2 separate regions of the Mus musculus genome follow, and region 2 is linked to region 1. A link is a contact called in ENCODE Hi-C or POLR2A ChIA-PET data. All regions are on one chromosome and are shown on one strand. Each heading gives the region's core, a stretch centred on a gene start or an enhancer-like site at or near the end of the contact. The rest is flanking DNA. Distances are from core to core; before and after follow the strand shown.

Region 1 (3,291 bases), core at 359-2,858:
AAATAAAAAGGTCCTCTGTAAGAGCAACAAGTGTTCTTCACCACTAAGCTGTCTCTCCAGCCTCACAGGGCTTTCCTAAAATCACCACTCTAACATTGTATTTGTGAGGTATATAAGGATATACTCATTCAAGGGTTATCAGAATTAACCGAAGCATGCACAAGTATATTTATGGCATGTTCCTTCAAATGCCGTTCTGTCTTCTTGCTGTCCTTCATTGTTTTGTTATAGATGGCTACTACTTTGGTTTTCAGCTTAAGAGACCTAAAGAAAGAAGGGTCTGGCTCAGCCACCAAATTTAATTAGAACTCAGTTTCTTCTGTCAGTTTCAAAGACATTTTTATTTTCTTTCCTTTCTAATTTCGAAAAATTTCATTCTGTGTGTGAGCCTGTATTTACTGTGCCTTCTCTTTTCTTTAAAGTTCTAGTTTGTTTCCTTTTTTTGTTTAATTGTTTCTGAAGAGAGAGAGAGAGAGAGAGAGAGAGAGAGAGAGAGAGAGAGAGAGAAGATGTGGAGTTGGGTGGATGGGGAAATTGGGAGGATTTGGGTGAGGGAAACTGTGATTTGAATATATTGCATGAAAAAATCATTTTCAAATATATACGTATGTATATATATATGAAACAGTAACATTAAAAACGTGTATGGGTATTTTGCCTGCATGTGCACATGTGCATTACTTGTGTGTATGTTGTCTGTGGAGGCCAGAAAAGGGCGTCAGATCCTCTGGACCTGGAGTTATGGGTGGCTGTAAGTCTCCAGGTGGCTGCTTGGAATCCTGTGGCGCTGCAGCCCCTGCTGAGCCACCCGTCCAGGCCTGACTCTATTATTATTTTCTGTCATACCATAATTGGAAGCTGTCAAATATTTATGTTCACTTATTTAATTCTGCCTATTCCTCAAAAATGAAATTCAGATGTAATCTAAGGAAAAGGGCATTGTAATTTTGTTCACTTCTGCATTCCTGGGCTCTGGCACGGAACAAGTAGCAGGAGCTCCATGAATATTTGTTGATATTTCTTTGGATGATGCATTTACACTCATTTCTTCTATGGTATTTTAGTTTCTTTTAGTTTCTGCCATTGCACTGTAACCTCCAAAGGAGAAAATTACAGTACTACATTTCTCTATCTCTGAGTATTGAGACCTGCAATTCTGCTAATGCACAGAAAAGCTGAGGCTTCTCCTAAGAGGCTGTCAAGGACCCAAAGGTGCATGGTAATTCTATTAGTTAATAGCGTGACTGAGGTACTCAAGAGAGATGTCAGAAATGCTTTTTTTTTTTTTTTTTTTTTTTAGGTTACATTCTTAGGGTTCTTGAACAGCTGAAATCGCAAGCTACTGCATTACAATTAGGCGAGAGCGAAACGTTGACGTTTTCTTTTTTATTATTTGCATAACGAACCGAGGCATCCTAGATCTCCTTTCTCCAGAAAGCTGATCTCCTGCAGCAGCTCATCTGTCCGACGGGGGGCGGCAGTATCCCAGTAACTCACTTCTTGAAGATGTGTAGGTGGGAGGAGAGATTCGCGTTCAAAATCTTTTTGACTCTACGGACTTTCCGTAGCGCCTTAGCCCGCTCGAGTTTCAATGCGCGTTGTTGCTGGATGAAGCTGAGTCCTATACAGCGCTCGCAGCTCTCCCGATCATGGCTTCTTCGAGTTCCTTCACCTATTATTGTCCTCCATCTTCCTCCCCTGTTTGGTCAGAACCGCTGTATAGTCTGAGACCTGAGCACGTGCGGGAGCGGTTGCAAGACGACTCAGTGGAAACAGTCACATCCATAGAACAGGTGAGGTGGCAGGACTGGGCGAGGCGCCCGCGCGGGGCCTTCTGGGAGTAGGAGTCCCTTTTGTAAGCCCGTCTCGGGGCAAAACTCTCCATGGAACTACAACTCCCGTAGTGCACTGCGCCCCCGCCCCCGAGCTCTAGGCGCCCAGACTGGGGCTTCCGAGTGGAGCGTTTTCGGGGCTTACTTGGGTAGGAGAGGGTTGTTGTCAGGGCTGGGTTTGGAGAACAGGACAGTACCCCTGATCTCTCTGCTTCGGACGTTGTAAAGGATCTTGTTTCGTGTCTGGAGTCCACAGCAGCCTGGGCGGACCAGGTAGTCCGCTCCGTTCTGTTTAGATGTCTTGAGGTTCTAGGACCGACCGCTCACTTTTCTTCACATGTTCGCAGTTTCCGGACATCTAGGGGATCGAACGGCCGGACTGTGGTCATGTCATCCCTAAATCGATTTAATTTCTGACCTATTGGGTCAGGTTGAGGCCTACCTCGTGGTGGGTAACCATTTGAGCACTTGCTGTTGAACGCTGGAAATACAGAAAAAGATAACAGCCCCTAGGCAAGAGCCTGGTTGGGCAAGACAGACTGGAAAACTGTATAGTTCGGAAAGCACAAAAAAGTATGGAGTTTGAACTGCTTGTGATTCACTAAGGCCTAGAGTGTACCAGACATGCCATTTTGAAAAGTGTTTTAAGGTGTGAGTAGTGAGTTGATAGCTTACATTTTTCTCACTCTCCATTTGGAATTGTTCCCAAATCGGTTGTTGTAGAGCTGTTTACCCATCTGTTACTAGAAGTGGTCAGGATGAGTCCTGTCGCTAAGGAATAGGCATTCAGCCACTTACTAAAATAAGATCTTACTAAGATCACTACTCAGGCTTAACTGTGGAGGGACCGGCTTCATCTTATCTTAAAGCTGTGAGCCTCTATTTAGGCAAAACTAGCAGCAAATAATGACTGTATAAAAATTTCAGTTTTTATGTGTGCGAATGTGTGTATGGCATGTGTTTGTACGTGTTGATACCAGGACACACAATATGTGGGTTCGGAAGATCCAACTGAAGTTGGCAGGCTTGCATAGGAAGCACCTCTACCCACTGAGCCATCTCTCTTGCCCTAAAGATTCATAACAGAACAAGGGATTGGACACATGGTTATTCACCTAGTAGCAGAGGGACTGTTTTAATCTTTGAGTCAATGCCTTGTGGGCTTTAGGGTAATAAAGGGAACTTTTTGGCTTCAGCTCTCTAACCTAGTTAACTGTGTCCCACAGAAGACTTTTATAAAACATTGCAAAGAAATCTTTCATCAGTGACAAAATCTTCAGAATCTTTGCAGGGTTTGGAGCAATTTGGGGTTTTTTGGTCTGTTTGTTTTTTCGAGCTAGGGTTTCTCTGTGTAGCATTGGCTGCCTGGAACTACTCCGTAGACCAGGCTGGCCTCGAACTCATAGAGATCTGACTGCCTCTGCCTCTCAAGTTCTGGGCTAGAACATGTGCCTCTACT
Region 2 (3,291 bases), core at 467-2,966, 110 kb after region 1:
TGTTGTATCACCATTTTTGCCTCCTGTCTAAAGAGATTAGCATGAAAGCTGTAAGTACTTGATGTCAACACCGGAAGGATAAGTAATTGAGACATCCCAGGAAATAGCCACACCTCTACAACTATAGCAGGCTGTGTGGGCCTGGCTCATCAGGGAACCACGTTAATAAATAAGTCAACAAAGCAGCAACAGGTTAGTGTTTACTATGCTCCTAGCATCCATCACACTTGTTGGAAGATTTCTAACAGGCTACATACATGGCCAGAGGTAGAGGCAGGGCACCAGCTCTACACATCAACTGCTACACATATAAGCTCAAGGCAGGGCAGCACAGTAGCCCAGAGTCTAGTGCTCCTTCCAGAGTCTGAGCACTCAAAAGCTTTGCCCTCAAAAGGATCATTACTGACAATTCTGCTTCTCAGCCTAGTGCTCCAAAACAACCAGAAAAAAGTGACGGGAAGGCAAAGAACACACCAGTCTTCAAACTAGCAAATCTCAATTTACCATACTAAAAATCCTAATGACCAACTTACAGACCTTAGGACAGATGGAGTGAGGTGTACAAGGCCTGAACTTCTACCGTCTTTGGGAATATTACACTTTCCAGGCTTTCTTCTCATAGTGCCCTCAAAGTGATCTGCTCAAGACATCATTCATAGTCAACCATTATCTGGTAAGAGTTATATACAAGGCACAGTGTGGGGAAACAAAATATATTAGTCACAGCTTCTTTACCCATAAGCTTACTTACTGTCTAGTGAGAAGATAAGTATTATCTCTATGCAGACAAGCCACAGGCAGTGCTGACAAGTGTACTGACTAACAGATTATAAATGTCACTCAACAGGCAGCTTCTGGGAGTGACAACCCACCGTGTGGTAGACAATGGCCTGAGTGCTGCACACTGCTGATGCCCCACATGAAGCAGTGAATTAACAGTGTTAGACCAAGGGCAGAGCAACACGAGTGCACAGGGGAAGCTGGATGGGTTTTCAGCTGAGTGGTCACCCTGTGTAAGTGCAGTCAAAGAGCCTTTTTTTTTTGGTTTTCTGAGACAGGGTTTCTCTGTGTAGCCTTGGCTGTCCTGAAACTCACTCTGTAGACCTGGATGGCCTCAAACTCAGAAATCCGCCTGCCTCTGCCTCCTGAGTGCTGGGATTAAAGGCGTGTGCCACCACTGCCTACCTGGCCAAAGAGCCTTCTGAAGGCAGAGTTGGCAAAAATGGGGAGGGAGCACATAATTAGTAGGGACTAATAAAAATATCTTGCCCCTTTGACAGAAATGTCAATGAAGCTGTTTAGCAGAGAATGGCAGGTGGCAAGGTGGGGGTTCAGAAGATGGAGTTGGGCTGGAGAGAAGGCTCAGTGGTTAGGAGCACTGACTGCTTGCTCTTCCAGAGGTCCTGAGTTCGATCCCCAGCAACCACGGGGTGGCTCACAACCATCTGTAATGGGATCTGATGTCCTCTCCTGGTGTGTCTTAAGATAGTGACAGTATGCTCACATGATGGAGTTGTATTCTCCATTCGTCCCATAGACATTCCTGCCCACAGCTGCTCCTTCCTGACTACAAGTCCTCTACCTTCTCCATCCCTGACAAATAAATCTCTGTGCACATTTATACCCCAGTCTCACTCACTGAGACCAGATCTACTCTGAAACTGTGATCTTTCTAATTTAGTCCAAGTGCTGGGATTAAAAATAAGTGTACAATCTCTTTTTAAACTTGCCTATTTTAAAGGTATCTTCCTAACAGTTCCCAGAAGGCAGCCTTGGTACTTACCAAGCCTGTGCATCTGGGACAGAGGAGACAAACAGACTCTGAAAACGAGAATGCTTGCAGATGGCTGCTGCTGCTGCTGCTGAACAGGCCTGTGCTCTCCCAGTCTCTCTTTCAGGGACTTACAACTGAAACCATAAAAGTACCCAGTACCCAGAGGTAAAGTGAGAGGCGAGCACAGCAAGCCAGAGAGTGACCACGGCCCTCTAGGTGACAGCAGTTTCACTCACAGTAGTCTTCAGCGAAGACGGAATTATAAAGGCTCAGAGCAATGCTCTGGGAATAGGAAGGAAGTCCTCAAAGAATACCGACTGGTCTGTTCTGTTTTTAATTAAAAAAAATGTTGAGATGGGGTCTTACTACTGTGTAGCCCTGGCTGTTCTGGAATTCACTCTATAGACTAGGCTGTCCTCAACTGCTTCTGCCTCCTGAGTATTGGGCTCAAAGGTGTGCACCACTGCAGCCAGCTGACTTTTAAAATCCAGAATTCAAAGCATCCCTAAGGCTAAGCACAATACAGCCCTTCCTCCAGCCCCAGCTAAAAGCAGAAGTGCTCTTGGTCACGTGGGCAGGCTGCCCCTGGCCAATCGACAATCCCAAAAAATGGTCAGGTTTACTTTATTTTGTCCTTTCTAGTATACTCAAGAAGTTTAAAAAGTTAAAACACACACACACACACACACACACACACACACACACGAGATACAGGATGCCACAAAATATATTTCCATCCACTCCAGGGAAGAGAAACAAAAGATTAAAGTCAGAAAATACCAGACTCCTCTGCAATCAATGCCTCTCATCCTTCAAACCACAAGACTACAGAAGCAGCCACAACTGTGTGCATACACAACTGTGTGCATACACAACTGCAGCCACAACTGTATGCATGTGGAGGGCCCTTCCCAAGCTTTATGAGTTCATAGTACTCGTACAATAAACATAAAGGTCCTGGGATTTATGGCATGGACTATGGAATGGACCGGGGTTTTCAGTTTCTGTTTTCTGAAAAGGCTCTCAGTCAGCTGAGTCAACTGACAATGTTCACGTGAGTCCGCTGACCACATGAAGCCTGGTAAGTCAATGTGTCCGCAGATCAGCCATTGCTTAGTAAGCACATGCGTGATTGTTTTTCCTGTTTGGTTTTTAATGTTTAGAATTCACTAATTCTGAGTAGACATGCCTCTTCTGAACAGGCGGGACAGAGTAGTGGGGCAGGACAAATTGTGGCTGCAGGGACTAAGAAGGTTAGCTATTCTATACATACACGCAGCAGCATGGAGAGCCAAGGTAGATGCTGAGCAGCCTTACCAGTTCTTCTTGCAAACCCATGTTTACACACAGGACTAAGAACAGCCAGTGAACAGAAACAGCGAGCGGCAGCTCACAGTCTGGGGAACTGATGCACAAAGCTCTGTCTTAACAGACGTTAGTTACCTTGTAGGCAATAGTCAGAATTTGACCTAAGTCTCAGGTACTCTCTTGTTTTAGGAACAGAGGCAGTTGTAGCA

What was found. Hi-C counts contacts between places; a loop is a spot of excess contacts on that map. ChIA-PET counts read pairs that join two places held with the same protein, here RNA polymerase II (POLR2A).
Region 2: POLR2A ChIA-PET joins it to region 1 with 10 read pairs in embryonic stem cell. The contact joins the enhancer-like site here to the promoter of Fntb in region 1. A Hi-C loop is called at or near these places in 4 of 37 maps with a recorded cell type or tissue (T-helper 2 cell, heart and left cerebral cortex). POLR2A ChIA-PET finds 5 or more read pairs at or near these places in 2 of 5 experiments (both embryonic stem cell).

The regions. Positions count from the first base shown.
Region 1 is chr12:76,835,859-76,839,149 of GRCm38, forward strand. Fntb (farnesyltransferase, CAAX box, beta) reads left to right here and starts at 1,609. Exons shown (of 12, transcript NM_145927.2): 1 at 1,609-1,793. The coding sequence starts at 1,650.
Region 2 is chr12:76,940,921-76,944,211 of GRCm38, forward strand. All of the region lies in intron 2 of Max (Max protein), which reads right to left. Among named protein-coding and RNA genes, the nearest start is that of Max, 20 kb to the right of the region's middle. Within about 2 kb of position 1,717, at least 1 of the 3 ENCODE cell types and tissues checked has a DNase peak (open chromatin) inside an H3K27ac peak, as active enhancers do; it is left cerebral cortex, where a contact is called at or near this core.